Linked DNA regions of Homo sapiens: region 1 is linked to region 2. A link is a loop called in an ENCODE intact Hi-C map of the cell type or tissue named here. Cell type or tissue: right lobe of liver. All regions are shown on one strand. Each heading gives the region's core, and the rest is flanking DNA. Links, peaks and the distances in the headings are about the cores only.

Region 1 (8,334 bases), core at 180-8,179, 54 kb after region 2:
AAGCTATTTATTATGGACTGTATTTTCTTTTTTTAAAAAATTTTCAACTTTTATTTTAGATCAGGGGTACATGTGCAGGTTTGTTACATGGATATATTACATGATTCTGAGATTTGGGGTGTGATTGATCCCATCACCCAGGTAGTGAGCATAGTACCCAATAGGTAGTTTTTCAACCCTTGACCTTCTCTCTCTCTTCCCCCATAGTAGTTCCCAGTGTCTATTGTTGCCGTCTTTCTGTCCACGAATACCCAGTGTTTAGCTCCCACTTATAAGTGAGAACATGGAGTATTTGGTTTTCTATCCCTGCATTCATTTGCTTAGGATAATGGCCTCTAGCAGCATCTATGTTGCTGCAAAGAATATGATTTCATTGTTTTTTATAGCTGCGTGTATTATCTTCTTATTCACACAGTTAGGTGAAATCTGATTAATAGATTAATAACTTTGAATTCTAAACATCTACTTGTGATTAAGTGAGAGAGGTTTGTCTTTGCATGGTCTGTGTGTAAAGGTTTTCCAGGTACATGTGTAATAAGCAAGGCAGTGTTATAACTAGTCTTTTAAAGAAGAACAAATGATTATTGGTAGAAGCACTATTTCCACAATATCATTCTTGATTACTTGACATTTTTATCTGTTCATGAAAAGAGATCCTGTAAAGCACTTATCTCCAAATCTTTGCCCGTATACCCTTCCATAAAATTTGAAAATGGTATACTTTCATCCATCTTTTAACTTAAATATCTAAAAATTTTATGATACATTGAGATGGTTGCAAAGGAGGTAATTTCTGAACATATTATAAATAGTACCATTTAAAAATAAAGCTCTTATATTACTCTCTTGGCCAGGCGCGGTGGCTCATGCCTGTAATCCTAGCACTTTGGGAGACCAAAGAGGGTGGATCATTTGAGGTCAGGAGTTCAAGACCAGCTTGGCAAATATGGCAAAACCACTAAGAATACAAAAATTAATCAGGCACAGTGGTCTGTGCCTGTAATCCCAGCTACTTGGGAGGCTGAAGCAGGAGAATTGCTTGAACCCAGGAGGCGAAGGTTGCAGTGAACTGAGATCGCACCACTGCACTCCAGCCTGGGTGACAAAGTGAGACTCTGTCTCAAAAAAATTAAAAAAATAAATAAAAATAAAGCTCTTAAACGTTTCTCAAAGAATTCTAAATACCACAGCAATTTGACACCAACTATAGTGATTTGAGATCCATCATCTAGTTAAAATTATATAAACAAGCTCTTTAATATACATTTTCATCATTTTTCTCCATTTCACTTCTACACAGAAGTTCATTCTAAAATAATAATGCTTGAAAACCTTTTATTTATCATTCTACTATACTTTTCTACCTCTACAACAAAACAAAAAAATACATATGTAAATTAAATGCTGCAAGTGTTTTAAATTTTTTCTGAATTTAGTTATGATTAGCACAGAATTAACCAAAACAACAGAGGAATATTATAAATTTTATGCATAATTATTAAACTTAAAAAGTAAGTTTTTATTAGAATCACATTTATTGGTAAGCTGAGTGGCACTTTTTCTCAACTGCTTCTTGCATCCCATGAGTGAATTATTTATTGCTAGAATGAGACAGGGTGTAGTATCCATTCTATTTCTATTTGTTATTTTTACAGATAGAAACATTGAGAAGCTGTGTTCACATAAGTAAGTAGGTAGGAATGGAATTCATAGCATTGACACTCAAGTTTAAACTATTTCATAGATATAAGACGAAGATAACATAGCCATTTACCATAAAGATATTTTAAACGATCTATCAGCTGACAATTCAGTTACGTCCTTCCATTCTGTTGAAAGCAAAGAATTGAACACCACATGACTTGCACATAGATTTATTTCCCAGTCATTAGAAATTAGGAGTGCTAATGCTAGATGATGAGTTAATGGGTGCAGCGCACCAGCATGGCACATATATACATATGAAACTAACCTGCACATTGTGCACATGTACCCTAAAACTTAAAGTATAATAATAATAATAAACTAAACAAACAAAAAAAAGAAATTAGGAGTGCAGTGGCACCAACACAGCTCACTGCAACCTCTGCCTTCCAGGCCCAAGCCATCCTCACACCTCAGCCTCTCAAGTAGCTGGGACTACAGGTGCGCACCACCATGCCCAGTTAATTTTTATATTTTTTTGTGGAGATGGGGTTTCGCCATGTTCCCAGGCTGGTCTTGAACTCCTAGACTCAAGGGATCTGCCTACCTCAGCCTCCCAAAGTGCTGGGATTACAGACATGAGCCACCGTAGCCAGCCTGGGGTTGTTCCTTTGTAGCACAGAGATTTCTCCACCTTGGAGCAGTGCCCCAGGGTAAGTCTGGCCAGCAGTGAGATGTGATTTTCTTCTGTGAGGTGGGAGAATGGACCTAATGAGGGAACAGGAGGGAGAGGAGGACCATAAGGAGGAGTCATCACACATATTTACTTTTGGAAAGTATACTTATCATAGTTGAGGATCTGTAATTGATTCTTTAAAATCCTTTGGAAAGCCCTCAAATAGTATACCAATTCGAAAACTGCTGTTATAAAGATTTCTGCCAAGTATCATCATTTGTTAACTTGACAATAGAGCTTTTTTTTTTTCTCAGAAGACCTATTAATATCTGTAAGAGCCAACATTCTTGGAATACTCCCTGGGAAATGCTACTTTAAAGGTTTGATTAATAAATCTTAATTGGCTCCCCAATTAGATAATAAAATCTACACCTGTGAGCCAGAGGTTGTTGAAGTTGTAGGAGAACATATATAATGATGATGATGACCATATTGATAGCTATTATTGATTATGTTAGTTTCAAATAGCAGAGACCTAACAAACACAGGTGAATACCAGCAATGAGGTACTTGTCTCACACAACAATAAACTCCTGGCCAGGTGGCCCTGGAGTAAAACAGAAGCTCAACAATGTCATCAAGCACCCTAGCTCTTTCTCTCCTGCCACTTCATCAGCCTTAGCCTGTGAACCTTGTGCTTGTTGCCTCATGACATCAAGATGGCTGTTCTACCTCCAGCCTCGCAGTTAAGTTCCAGGCAAGAAGAGAGAGGGGGGCAGACAGAGAGAGGAGCAAGGACTTGCTGCTCAGAAGCTTTGCCTTTTTATTTGGAAAAGTCAAGGACAGGTATTTATGTCTCATTGGTCATAGCTGGGTTTTGTGGCCAACCCCAGCTGCAGGGAAGCTGGGAGTTTGGGTATTTCCTCTTTGACCCTTGCTAGTAGAGAAAAGCAAAGAAGACGGTGTTTGAGAATAGATGTTGAATGAACCAGTTTACAGGATCTGTCACATCCTTCTATTCTGAGCTAGACATTTTACACATATTATGTTTATTATAACAATCCTATGTGATAGGCTTATTATCCCCATTTTTCAGACAAGGAAATGAAAATTCACTGAGGTAAAGTAACCTCACAAGGTACCATAACTGATTTGTGTGAAAAAACTGGGATTGGAACAGTTCTTCTGATACTAAAGTCTGTGCTTTCCATCTCTGACCACCGCATGGGCCATTTTGCTCTACATCCTGATACATTCCATGTCCTTCATAGTGCCAGACCTAGAAAGTTCTGTTGGAGTGCAGAGACTCCCAAAGCCTGTGCCAAGTGCAGAGGAGTGGGGTGGGAATGAGAGAATAGGAAAGGCTTCCTTTGCCCCTCTTCCCCTCTCCCACGTACCTTAATCTTGACAAAAGCGGGTCACGGGAGGGAAGGGCAGGGAAGGAAGCAGCAGCTCTCCACTGGGAACAGGCCACCGGGGCTCCTTTTCTGACTCTGACTCTGGATTTTTAAGTCACCTGGACTCTGCAGGCCTCAGTCTGTCCACCTTGCTCTTCAGAGTGCATTTCCGTGATTTAAGACAGTGGAGAGACTGCAGAATTGTGGTCTAGTGAGAAGTGAGTGTGATCACTCCTGAGGCAGCGTCCCCATGCTCTGGAAGCTGTACCTGAGAATCCACCTGGCACAAGACACCTTTCCTGCCCCTCCCCTCCCCTCAAGCCCACCATGGGCTCAGAGATAATTTCATTTCAGGGGCTCTGGGCTGTTGTGACCTAACAAGTCATGACTGATGAAGCAAGGGAGCTCCAGAAACTCCACGTGAGGGCACAGACCTCCAAAACTTTCCGGAATTCAACTGCTTCTCACCAGTGTTAGTCTGGTCCAAGCCAGCATTGTCTTCCACTTAGATGACTGTAATGGCCTTCTATTGGTTCTCCCTGCAGCCACTTTGCCCTACAGCCTATTTGCCACAGAGCATCCAGGGTGATCACATGAATGCCTCAGACAGGCCGTGATGTCCTCTGCCTCAATCCAACAGCAGCATCCCTTTTCTTTCAAAGTAAAAGCCAAAGTTTTGACAAAGGGCTTCTAAGGCCATACACAATCTGCATGCTGTTCCTCACCTTCCCTGCCCCTCCCCCCGTACCTTTCCAACCTCACTTTCTACCTCTTTCACTCTCTAAGACATCTTCCTGCCTCAGGGCCTTTGCACAGATTATTCTTTCTGTTGAGATCATTCTTCTCTCAGAGATTCAACTGGCTCTCTCATCTCCTTGAAGGCTTTTCTCAAAATGCCACCTTCTCATTGAGGCCACAGCAACTATCCTGATTTAAAAATTCCACCCTCCACTTCTTCCCCCAACACAGCCAATCCTCCTTACCCTCCTCTGCTTTTTCCATGGCACTCATCCCTTTCTAATATGGTATGTAACTGATTTATTTATTTAGCCTATAGACTGCTTCCTGCCATGTGGCAGAAACAATAACACTCACCAAATATTCCATGTGCTTCCTCACATTTGCTAGTTTTTTTGTTGTAGGCGAGGCCATGTGATTAGTCCTGAGAGAAAGCATTGTGAGTCATTTCCAAGCTGCAGTACCTACAAGCCCATGGGAAGTTCTTCGGTTTCTCTTTCCTCTGCCATCACAACTAAGGAACCTCAGATGAAACCTCTTGGGCCCCTGAGTCACTGCATGGAAGACAATTGCCTTGTAGAATCACAATGGATTTTGTGTAAAAGAGAAATAAATAAAGCATTGTTTTGTTAAGCCACTGATACTCTGCACTTATTAATACAGCATAACTTAGACTTCCCTGACAAATATACCCCATTAGAATATAGGGTCCATGAGACCAGGATTGTTGTCTGTTTTGTTCTCTGATATATTTTGAGCACATGGATCAGTGCCTGGCACATAATAATCCCTCAGTAGATTTGTTGAATAAATGAATAGACTTCTGGACACAGGCCAGCATCCCTGACCCAGTCCAGTTTCTAGCTTCCTCTGGTTTGTAACAAATTCCCAGGACCTATGCTTGAAAGCTCCTTATAAGTAGGGAATAAATCGCAGTCATCTTGTATTGTCCCCAGTTTCATAAGGCCTTGTACATTGTTACTATTCAGTAAATATGGACTGTCTGACTGAATGACTGATAGAAATAACTGAGTACTAGCCCAACTCTCTCCTGCGGTCCTCAGGTTGAAAGCTCTCAGCAGGAGAAGGAGGATGGCCAGTTCTAGTTCACGTACTACTACAGTTTCAGCACAGAATATTGCTTCACCAAGAAAACTAAGGCTGTTTTGCCTGATCCCCTTCAGTGCCTCACTCTCTGACCTAAAATCTGCCCTCTCTCTGTCCCTGTGCTCATGCCTTCACTGCCCTCATCCTGTTCAAGGGCAGTCCTTGTGACTAAGCAGGGTGCACTATTCTTTTCAGATTTCTACCTCCCATTCATACCTCAGGCCAATATTTTCTGACCTCTAACACCACAGTTGTACTGAGCTTCCTCTCGGTGATGGCACCCAAGACCTCCTGATTGCCAAACGCAGTGGGATTTTTTTTATGGTGTGATGCACTGGAGACCTTCAGCTAATCTCCTTGTCACCTGCTACTACTTTGGCTCCCATGGCACCATCCTTTCCAGGTTCTGCTTACATCTCCTTGGCCATTCCTGTGCCTCCGTGGGCTTTTTTTCCTCTGCTCAGTCCTTCAGGGTCCTCCAGGATTCCTCCTCAGCTCACTGCTCTGGGCACTTGACACACTTTCCTCATGGTTTCAACAACCTCCTGGATACTGATGATTGCCAAATCTTTGTCTCCAGCCCCAGTCTCTCTCCAGAACTTTAGATGATTTACATATGTGCCACCTGGACAGACCCACCTGGAGGTCCCATGACTTGGGTGTCTCTTATGCACCCTCTCATATCCTCTTGGCCTCATTTCTGAGTCCATTAGTGGCTCTGGCAAGCGGTTCTACCCTGGCTATGACTCAATTTACACAGACAGTAACTTTTTTCAACAATTGGCTTAGACCACGCTTCGTGCCTTGGGGCTTCTCTGATGCCCCTGGATGCCTAGTCATTCTGGTTGCCTGTGGAAATGCCTAACACTTGGGCGTGTGCAACCCAGATTGGGGGTGGGGGTTGGGATAACACTTCATGTGGAATCAGGATTACTGAAGTACAAGAATCAGTGGATAACCGCTTCTCCCTCTTATCTCTCTCAGGTGGACAGTCCTGAAATGCAGCGTAAATGCTTCTTGGAGGCCCCAGGGGTCCAGCATCACTGTCCTGTGGCAGTGACCAATATGATACACATCCATTACTGGCTTTCCATTTTTCCATTTTCCTTTATCCCACCCTCCCTGATCCCTCTCTCCTGTTCTTGGGATCACTTCCCAGATAAATGACCCATGCAAAAACCTTTGTCCCAGGCCTTCCTTTGAGGGAATCAAGGATAAAATATCCTTTAGGCCCCTCTATCTCAATATGTCTAAAGCAGGACTCTTCATCTTGCCCTCAATCCAACTCTTCTTCTTCTACTCTTACCCCAATCAGTCATCAAAGCTAAAAACTGGAGACTCACCTTTTCCCTCTTTTTCATCTTGATTTCAAGTCAATCCTGAATCTGCCCCTCTACTCCTTTCCTCAGACCACCTCACCTAAGCTGCGGCCTCCTCTCAGTTCTCTCTGCCTCTCCTCCAATCCTCTCAAATCCATCCTACACCCAACCGCCAGCGTGAAATATCTCAAGCGCAAATTTTTGCCACGGTGTCCTTTACTTAAGCCCCATCAAAGGTTCTGCTGGTAGGATAAAACCCAAGCACCTTGTTATGACATGGGGCCTCCTGGAACCTGCCCTTTGCCCACCTCTTCAGCATCATGGCTGAACTGCTTATGCTTTCCAGCACCGTTCCCATTGTGCACTCAACAGAGAGGAAGAAAATGCTCATTTTGAAGAGAACTTTTATGTTGTCTGCTGTGGAGCATCCCAACAGCATAGCTTCTATGAAGACAGTGTTGGAAGAGCTATTCTCTAGACTTTTGCATCTACAGGGTCTTTCTGGACTCATAGCTTCACAATACACAGATCACAGGACAGTCAGGATGAGGGCTGGAAAAACTACTGGAGGTAGAGTCAGCACACCTGTGTTCCAGGCCTGCTGTGACACTTGCTAGCTGTGGGACCCTGGGTAAATTTCCTGGTTTCTGTATTCACAAAGTGGGAAAATGCCATCTAATTGCCACAGGGTGTGTGATGAGCACATAAAAGTAATAATGATATTGATGATGATCATGATGGCTAACATTTATTGAGCACTTACCAGCAAGGCAATGGCAATAAAGAAGGTACCCGGTAAGCAGTTCATGGCTCTGCTGCTAACTTAGTAATGTTTTCTCAGTAAGTCATTTCCTGTGTCTTGACTTCAGTCTCACCCTGCAAGCAGTGGAGTTGAACTAGTTCAGGGCTTTTGACTGGGAGGTCACTAATATCCTTGATAAGATAAAGTTCTCAGTTTATGAGCTAGCACACTGAGCTATTGCCTGTCCTAAAGTGGGCTGAGCATCCATCAGTTTTTAGCTCTGACATGCTCATTGGGATGCACACAGTGTGTTGAAGGTAACCTCACCAGCCTCCTTCCCCTGTGTATTGGGGAGAAAAGAAATGACTGTGTCCTGAGCAAGAAAGTTAGAGATGCTGAATCTCTTGCACTTTTTTTTTTTTTTTGCCCAGCACACAGTAACAATGAGGGTAATTCTGCCAAAAAACAACTTTTCTTGGCATGCATTGTGCTGTTCACATCCATGGAATTTATTGTCATATCACTGCCAAGTTGGACAAATTATTATCAGAGCCAAGTCAAATCCAAGGACAGCTTAAGGCCTGCCATCTCTTTGCATGATGTCCAAGCTTCTCTTGTGGCCTCCTCACCCCCTGTGGCTTCTGCACACCTTCCTGAGGGCCTGGTAACAAGGAAGACGGATGCTGGTACTCTGATCCTTCACCACTCAGC
Region 2 (8,334 bases), core at 83-8,082:
TATGTGACCTTGGGCTCTGTCAGCCTCAGCTTTGATATCTATATAATAGGGGTTACCTGGCCTCTATATTCATTCATTTATCATTTATTCATTCAATCAGTGAATACGGTTTTCTGGTTAGGAGCCCAAATTCTGTAGCCAGCTTACCTGGGGTCATTCTCAGCTAAGTCACTTACTACCTGTATAACCTTAGGCAAGTTGTTCAATATCTTCTGGAGCTCAGTTTACTTATCTGTAAAATGGGGATGATAATAGTACCCATCTCATAGAGTTGTTGTGCCGGTATAATGCATATATTATATAAGATACATAGAACAGGCAAAGTTCTTAGAACAGTTCCATGTGGTAAGTGCTGTGCACATGGTAATTTTAATATTCATCAATCCATTTAGCCATTTATTTAATGAATATTTGTTGATAATCTTTCCTGGTTATCTTTGAAGGCTCTTATGAAGACTAAGGAAAAAAAAACAGATGTAAATTCCGTTTGCAAATGATAAGTTGCCCAAAGGGAGGCATAATAAGAGGCAGCATTTTTACAGGACTTGGATTTATTTTTCCTACCATTTATTGAGCACATAGTATGTGTTAGGCTCTGTACTAAATGCTTTTATAACAACCCTGTGAGATAGTTTTATAGATGGGGAAACTGAGACATCAAGAGGTTAGGTCCCACAGATGGTGCATTGTAGGGCCTTGCAGGGTGCAGCCCCAGGATATGGTCAGCCCTGCATGAAAACCTTTGCTCTTTCCCTGGCGCGATGCTGTGGAGAACCATCTGCTCATCATTTGGCCTGTTGGTTTTTCTACTAAATTGAAGCTCCTCAAAGGCAGAAGATGTTCCCCTTAATTCTTGGTGTTATTTTGCTGCCCAGTACCACACCAGTGACACCATAAGGTGGCCATTTACAAAGAGGAGGAGGCCAGACATGTTAGCTCATGCCTGTAATCCCAGCACTTTGGAAGACTGAGGCAGGCAGATTGCTTGAGTCTGGGAGTTCGAGACCAGCCTGGGCAACATAGCGAAACACCATCTCTATAAAAATACAAAAATTACCTGGGTGTGGTGGCGCGTGCCTGTGGTCCCAGCTACTTGGGAGGCTGAGGTGAGAGGATCAGTTGAGCCCAGGAGATGGAGGCTGCAGGGAGCCAAGACGATGCCACTGCACTCCAGCCTGGATAATAGAGTGAGACCCTGTCAGAAAAAAAAAAAAAAGAAGGGGAGAGATTTAAGCCAAATATCAGCCTTGGGTTTAAATCTTGCCTCTCCCCCACCTGGCTGATAACTTTTGGGACGTCGTTTCTCCTCTCGAGCTTTTTGGTTTTTTGATTTTTTTTTTTTTGAAGAGAGTCTCGCTCTGCCACCCAGGCTGGAGTGGATCTCAGCTCACTGCAGCCTCCATCTCCTGGGTTCAAGCAATTCTCCTGCCTTAGCCTCCCGAGTAGCTGTGATTACAGGTGCCTGCTACTCCACCCAGCTAATTTTTGTATTTTTAGTAGAGACGGGGTTTCACCATGTTGGCCAGGCTGGGCTTGAACTTCTGACCTCAAGTGATCCCCCCCTTGGCCTCCCAAAGTGCTGGGATTACAGGCGTGAGCCACTGCACTTGGCATCTCCTCTTGAGGTTTTAATTTCTTCAACTGTTAAATCAGTTCCACAGCCCTTTCTATCCATAAACCCTTCATGATTCCTACTCTTTGAACACTTACAGCTTAAGAGATATTTGTTGATTTGGTAAGAAAGCATGACCGCACTTAAAAGGCTACTTATTATCAATTTTAGGCCATTTAGCTTGTGTCTGACATACTTCAAAGCCAGAGAAGAAAAGATATTATCTGACAGTACACATCTTTCTTCACCTGAGCACACATTTTCCATTTTACCTCTGGCTCTGCAAAAAAAAGGAGAGGGAGTGGGGAGGGGAAGGGGAAACACAGCCAAACTATGGAGCTCATGGGCTCTGGTGCAACATGTCCTGGGGAAACTTCCCAAAACCAAGGCCCTTGTTGGGTAAGAAGGCAGACCCTGCCTGACCTCTGCAGGAAAATTCCCCTTGAGCCAATGTTGCGGGGTCACACACTTCCAGCTTTCCAAGGCAAAACACATATGCTGCAGACACAATGGGCTTGGAGTAAACCAGTCCTTCCTGCAGATACCAGCCTGCAGAAAACACATTTTGGGAGCCTCTGGCCAGAGGAACTCAGTACATGCCACTCAGCCCGGGAGCAGTCAAAGATGCCATGGCAAGTAGACTCACTCAGCTGGGGAGCAGTGAAGATTGGCCACACTCATTGCTACCCCAGAAGCTGCAAGCTCCACTCACAGTTTTTTCCATCCCTCCCTCATATGATAATAGCTACCACTCTCAAGCACCTAGTTGGTGTGTTGACTGTGCTCAGCATTGTGTAGACATTAATTCTTCTAATCTCATAGCTGCTTCCTGAAGTAGGTACTGTTCTCCTCCACATTCTGCAGAGAGGATCCTGGAGCCCAGGAAGGTTGCATGACTGGCTATGGTCACACTGCTAGTAAGTGCAAAGTCAGGATCCTAACCCATGACCTGTATTCCAAATCCATTTCTAAGGTTTGTAATAAATCAGAAGCTGTGGTAGAAGGAGACATTGATGCTTCCAGACCTAGCCTGTCTCTCCCCAGGGACAGTGCTCATTCTGCCTCTCCCATCCACAAGAAGGTTCTGAGGATACTGGGGCTGCCTGGGACTTCCTATCCTGGTTGGACCAAGACCTATGCAGAGCAACTTGGCTTCCGGGGAACTTCAGCAGCCCTGGTCTTCCATGGGCTGAGTCATTGTAGCTTAGCCTAACGTTCTTAGCTGGAACAGTCATAGGAAAGTGTCTGGAAACTCCCCCATGTCTTATCGGCAAAGAATTTATTGAAGACAGTTCAGCCACATTCCTCAGCTTTCCCAAACCTCACCTTGCCCTGGGAGAATGAGAAAGGCCAGAAAGACATAAGGGCGAAAATGAGCCATGGAATTAGGAAGAGCTTTTCATGCCAGTGCAGGGAACTGGCAGCTTCTGCAAACATACCACTGACAACAGCTGGCCTGTGAGGGCCCAAGGACAATCACCCTGGGCCCACGGATGCCTGGGCCCCTAATAATGACCCTGGGCCCAATAACCCTGGGCCAATGACCCTGGGCCCCTGCCGTACGCCATCCTATGCCATCCATCTACCTTGACTAGTGCCAAATGCCTAATGTGTGCAAGGAGCTGAGTTAGGCGCTGATAGAGCCCAGTGGTTGAGTTTCTTAGGCAGATCTGGACTCAAAGTTCACATCTGTGCTTATTGGCTATGTGACCTCAGACAGGTTATTTAATCTCTCTGAGTTTTATTTTCCTATCTGTCATTTATCAAAACTTATGAGTTGTGGTGAGGATTAAATGAGAAATATATATGCTCAGCTTAGTGTGTGACATACCACAAGTTGTCAAGTCATAGAAGCTTTTATTAAGTATCAAACAATCATGTCACACCTTAATGAATTCAAACCTGGTATGGGTTAGGAACTGTGCTTGGCTCTGGAGGGAGGTGGAAAGACAGACACAATCCTTGTCTTCAAGGAGCTCACAGGACAGTGAATTAGCAAATTATTACTAGGAAGGAAATGTATCCAGAGAGATATATAAAGGGTATGAAGAGAACAGAGACTGGAGACCCATGGGAAGGGTAGGTACAATTTCCTGGAGAAGGTGATGTCTGAGCTGGTACCAAAGCAAGGTGGGAATTTGCCAGCTGAAGGAGAAGGGGCTGGGAGGTAAGGGCAGCCAGAGAGGGCAACTGGCACAAAAGCTTATGCATTACTCAATGCATGGTATGAACTAGACAGGGAATGGCTGAGGATGAAAGGACTCCAGGCTTGATGGAGAAGAGCTGGGTTCCAAAGGGCTATCCTTCCCTTTCCAGCTGTTAACCTTTTGTGTGTCTTATTATCCCTTGGAGACTTAATTTCCTTATCAGTAAAATAGAGCCACCACTAGCTACTTAACAGGGTGAGCTCCATTAGAAAATGCTACAGTGTTTGCACAGTGACAGGCATGTTTGTGGCTGAGTCTCTTGCACCCCAAAGCACGGTCCCTGGTGCAGCCAGTAGTTTGGGGTGCTCAAAAAGGTATCACACTAGCTTTCTTAGTGGAGTACTCACTATGGGCCAGGCACTGTGATAAACCATATGAATCTTATCCAGTTAGATAAGCTAAGCATGATCATTACTCCTCTCTAGGCGTGTCCAGAACTGAGGGGGTTCTTAGCAATCAGAAAATTCTGGGCAGACCTGGAGGAGTTGGTCACCCAACAAATGGGCATCGGAATAGGCCCAAGGCCAGAGGCTGAGCTGGAATTTGAACCCAGTCCTGTCAGCACACAGCACCCGAGTTCTTAACCACTGCACTATTACTTAAACCCATAAATGATATTCTTTCAAAACACAGTAATTGCTAAACCGATTCATTCCTAAACAGACCAATTAATCTTCCCTGTCTTTAAACTAATTCCCCTTCCGCACAATGGGCCCAGCATTCCGTCTTGAGCTTATGACACTCATATTTAGAATACTTGAAATATTGTCCGGTGAACAGACTGTAAACAGGAGAGCAGAGGGAAGGAGGGGAAGGGAGGGGGGAATGGGACAAGGCTGCAGCCACCAGCACCTGTCCTACCCGGACCACAGCCGAGCGCAGTCTCAGCCTCTCTGCCCCCATCACCCACTCCTGTCCGGAGCCGGGGGCATCAGTTCCAAATATTTGGCAGGCCCACCCGATAAGCCCCGCAGTTGAGTAGCAGCTGTGAAATGGGAGTTTGGGAGGGCCATGGAGCTGAGCAAGCAGCAGAAGGCATCAGGACCTTTGATTTCTTTTCCAAAGCACATTTTAAATGAGTAGCATGCTGGTACGGGGCTGGCGGCCCACAGTGAGGGATGAACTGACGCCTGCTCGGCGACAGGCAGGCATATGACACAAGGGTAAAGTATTATTTACTTTCTGGGAACAGGTGCTGCCCAGGACTCCCAGTCCTCTCTTGCCTGACTTCTCCCCTATCCACCTGGCCCGGCCCTTCTCAGAGGCTGCTCCTTCCCTCACCCTGCACAGCCCCGGCCCTGGGCACTGCTTCCTTCTCAGCCCTTAGCAACATGTGGCTCACAGGCACCCAGCCCATGCCAGTGGGGGGTTGGGTCCCACCTGGGACATGTGCCTGCTGGAATCAGCTCATTTTACATAAGCTCTTGGCACAGATGCCAGGTGATAACAACTTTTTGGCCCCAGTTAACCTGCAACCACCCTGTCTGTGCCCACACAGACACAACAGAAAGTCATGGAAGAGTGAGAAAGAAAGTTACTGCACGCAAATGTCTTTGCATACTGCCAGATTCATTCTGGAAAAATGTCCTAGATTATGATCCACTATCAGCTTTTGTATTAGAAGGGAAACAACCAACTATGCAGGCAAAATCCACCTACCACCAGCTGGTCTTTCCTCCTCTGATTATGTGTTATTTCCCTAAATCTCTGGTTGGTAAATGTGCAAGAGAAAAGGTTTGGGCTCTTCTGTTGATTCACAAAACAATACAGATGGCAGTTAAGACATTTCTTTGCATAGCTTGATTAGGGACAGACAGAGAAGGGGGAGTGAGCAAAGGGCCTGGAGGTCTTGCTTGGCTCATGAACTGATCACAGGCTGCTTTTACTCCATGCCTCTCTTTCTGAACCCCATGAAACCCCACACCCCTCCTTCTGAACCTCAGAACACATTGGCACCAACTGTGAAGCAGCTCCTCAGCCCAGGGATGTGGAGAGGAAAAAGTGCTCTCAATCTGGCAGTGGAGGGAAAACAAATATACAATTCATGATAGCACATGGTCCTGGGTCATAGGCCATGAGTGAAAGAAGCCACATGCTGTGGGTTTAGAAGAGGACAAGATTGCCTGTGATTGAGGAGCTCAGAAGAATGGCCCCATAGTTGCCTGGTTTAGAGCCTCACTCACTCTCCTTGACCACGGTAAACTGCATCTTCACTAGCATCTTGTTTCTGAGCTTGCCCCACTTCAATGCACCTTGAATTCTTCTGCCAGAGAGGTTTTTCTAACTTGAAGATTGGACATAGTTTCATTCATTCAAAATCTTTCACTGGTTGCCATCACTCCAGGATAAAGAATGGCTCATTATCATCTAGCTCCTACCTCCCTCCCCAGCCTCGTCTTTTTTTTTTTTTTGAGATGGAGTCTCGCTTTGTCACCCAGGCTGGAGTGCAGTGGCACGATCTGGGCTCACTGCAACCTCCGCCTCCTGGGTTCAAGTATTCTTCTGCCTCAGCCTCTTGAGTAGCTGAGATTACAGGCACACACCACCATGCCTGGCTAATTTTTGTATTTTTAGTAGAGATGGGGTTTCACCATATTGGCCAAGCTGGTCTTGAACTCCTGACCTCGTGATCCCCCCACCTTGGCCTCCCGAAGTGCTGGGATTACAGGCATGAGCCACCGCGTATGGCCAGCTTCGTCTCTTAAACTCATCTCTTCCCACCATTTTTACTCCAGTGGTGCTGAACTTGACTTCATTTTCCCTTTCTTAGATTGGATTCATGATGAACTCCTATGCATCTTTCAAAACCCACCTTCCATATGATTGCCTTATAGTATTATGTTGTCTTCTGTGCTCTGTATCTTGTTCTGTTCTTGTTATAATTACTTGGATTATAGTGGTTTATTTTCCTGTTTATGTCTGCCAAAAAACTGGAGCTGCCTAGTGTGAGGGTTGTACATATATCAAGGATGTATCCCTGGCACCTAGCACAGTGCCTGGCACTTCATCATGCTCAACAAATGTTGGTACCCTGTCTTTCCACCAAAGGAAATGTGACATCCTACTGGGGGCTGGACATAACTAATGTCCTCAGTGGCCACCTCTCCCATTCTAGGCCCCTCTCCTGTAGTCCTCATGCCACACACCCCCTTACAAAGCCTGTATTTCCTCCAACCTCAACAACTCACTTCACCCTCCACCCCACCAAAAAAGGCCTGATCTCAGGGGAAGATAATTTAAGCCCTTCTAGTGATTAATTTTATCTGTGTTGTCTCCAGCTTGCAACTCACCCCTCATTATAGAAGCGTTACTAGACTTCTTCATCTGGTGGACCAGAGAAGAGGGCCAAAAAAAGAGACAGGATTTGATCATAGTTAATCTTTTTGTGTCTTTTGTTTATTTGCTCCTTTGTTCTCACAACAACTCTGCAAACAAGGTATTTTTACCTCCATTTTACAGATTAAGACCCTGGGGCTTGGAGACAGCAAGTGACTGTCCCAAGATCACTCAGCTGATAAGTGATGGAGCCAGGATTCCAGCCTAGACTGTCTGACTGCAAGGGGCTTGAACTTTTCACCGTAACGCAGGTGGGAGTCTGTGGAGTTGGGGGTGGGGTGATGTTTCCCAGCTACCCTCCACACAAAAAATGGAAAGTCACTGTCCTGATTATTTATCTACCCTAAATGTCCCGGGGTAAAATCCCATTTCTTCCAAGAGACCCTGCCTTGTTTATCCAGCCCAGACTGATCTTGTTTTCTGATCTCCCATTCATTTCTCAACCACATACTGACCCTCCACTCTGTACCAGTCTTAGGTACACATTGTGATGGGCCCCAGAGATACAAAATCCAGTAGGCCCTGGTCCTTCCCCCAGGTTCCTGTGGTGTACAGGGGAGAGGGAGCTGAGTGACCCGAGCAAGTTTGATGTCCTGCTGGGGGCCTGGGCCTACTCCAAAACACGCACATCTGTCATGTATGTCCCCTCTGTGGCCCTAAATTGGATTTTCAGTACTATGTTTTATTTTCTCATGGATTCCACTGCAACTCACATTTGTTATCAGGAATAGGGATTAAGCCCTACTGGCCTATGCGTGCCTCAGTTCTGTCATCTGTGAAGTGGTATATTGGCCCCAACAGTTCAGTCCTCATTCAGGAGCCCCCACGGTGAACTCTTCCTCTAGCCTCATCACCCAGCGTCACTCTCCTCACAACTCACTCTTGCTGGGTCTGGACTGAAGACTCTGTTCCCACAAACATGTCCCTCTCTCACCCTTCTGCCCCGGGTCTCCACCCACTACGGCCCCATTCATCCTTCTTGGCTCATCAAAGAGTCCACCTCCATCAAGCCTCTCCTGATTTCCCTAACCAGATGTAATCACTGACTCTCAGCCCTTCCTTGCAGACTTCAAGTTTCCAGCAGGCAAGGGCATGTTTCATGGGCAATTTTCCAAAGCATGCAAATACAGCAATTCCTAAACTCTGAGGCATAGTAGAAAGTACAACTGAACTAGGATT

The links. A loop is a pair of places that touch in the nucleus more often than their neighbours do. Peaks named below come from ENCODE experiments on the same cell type or tissue, not always from the same donor. Only the 100,000 strongest peaks of a DNase experiment are listed, where the experiment ranks them.
Region 1: it touches region 2 in a loop (2.4-fold over the local background); 18 of 110 quality-filtered maps call a loop at or near these places.

What each region holds. Positions count from the first base shown.
Region 1 is chr1:67,621,780-67,630,113 of GRCh38, forward strand. It overlaps LOC124904197 (a long non-coding RNA gene), which reads left to right. Exons shown (of 2, transcript XR_007066160.1): 2 at 4,860-5,092. Among named protein-coding and RNA genes, the nearest start is that of GADD45A, 59 kb to the right of the region's middle. In right lobe of liver, for the core only: no CTCF peak of the experiment used is centred there; no DNase peak of the experiment used is centred there.
Region 2 is chr1:67,567,794-67,576,127 of GRCh38, forward strand. LOC105378780 (a long non-coding RNA gene) reads left to right here. Exons shown (of 4, transcript XR_947474.4): 2 at 7,279-7,406. Among named protein-coding and RNA genes, the nearest start is that of LINC01702, 50 kb to the left of the region's middle. In right lobe of liver, for the core only: no CTCF peak of the experiment used is centred there; a DNase peak (open chromatin) is centred at 5,048; H3K4me3 peaks cover 427 bases; H3K27ac peaks cover 3,903 bases.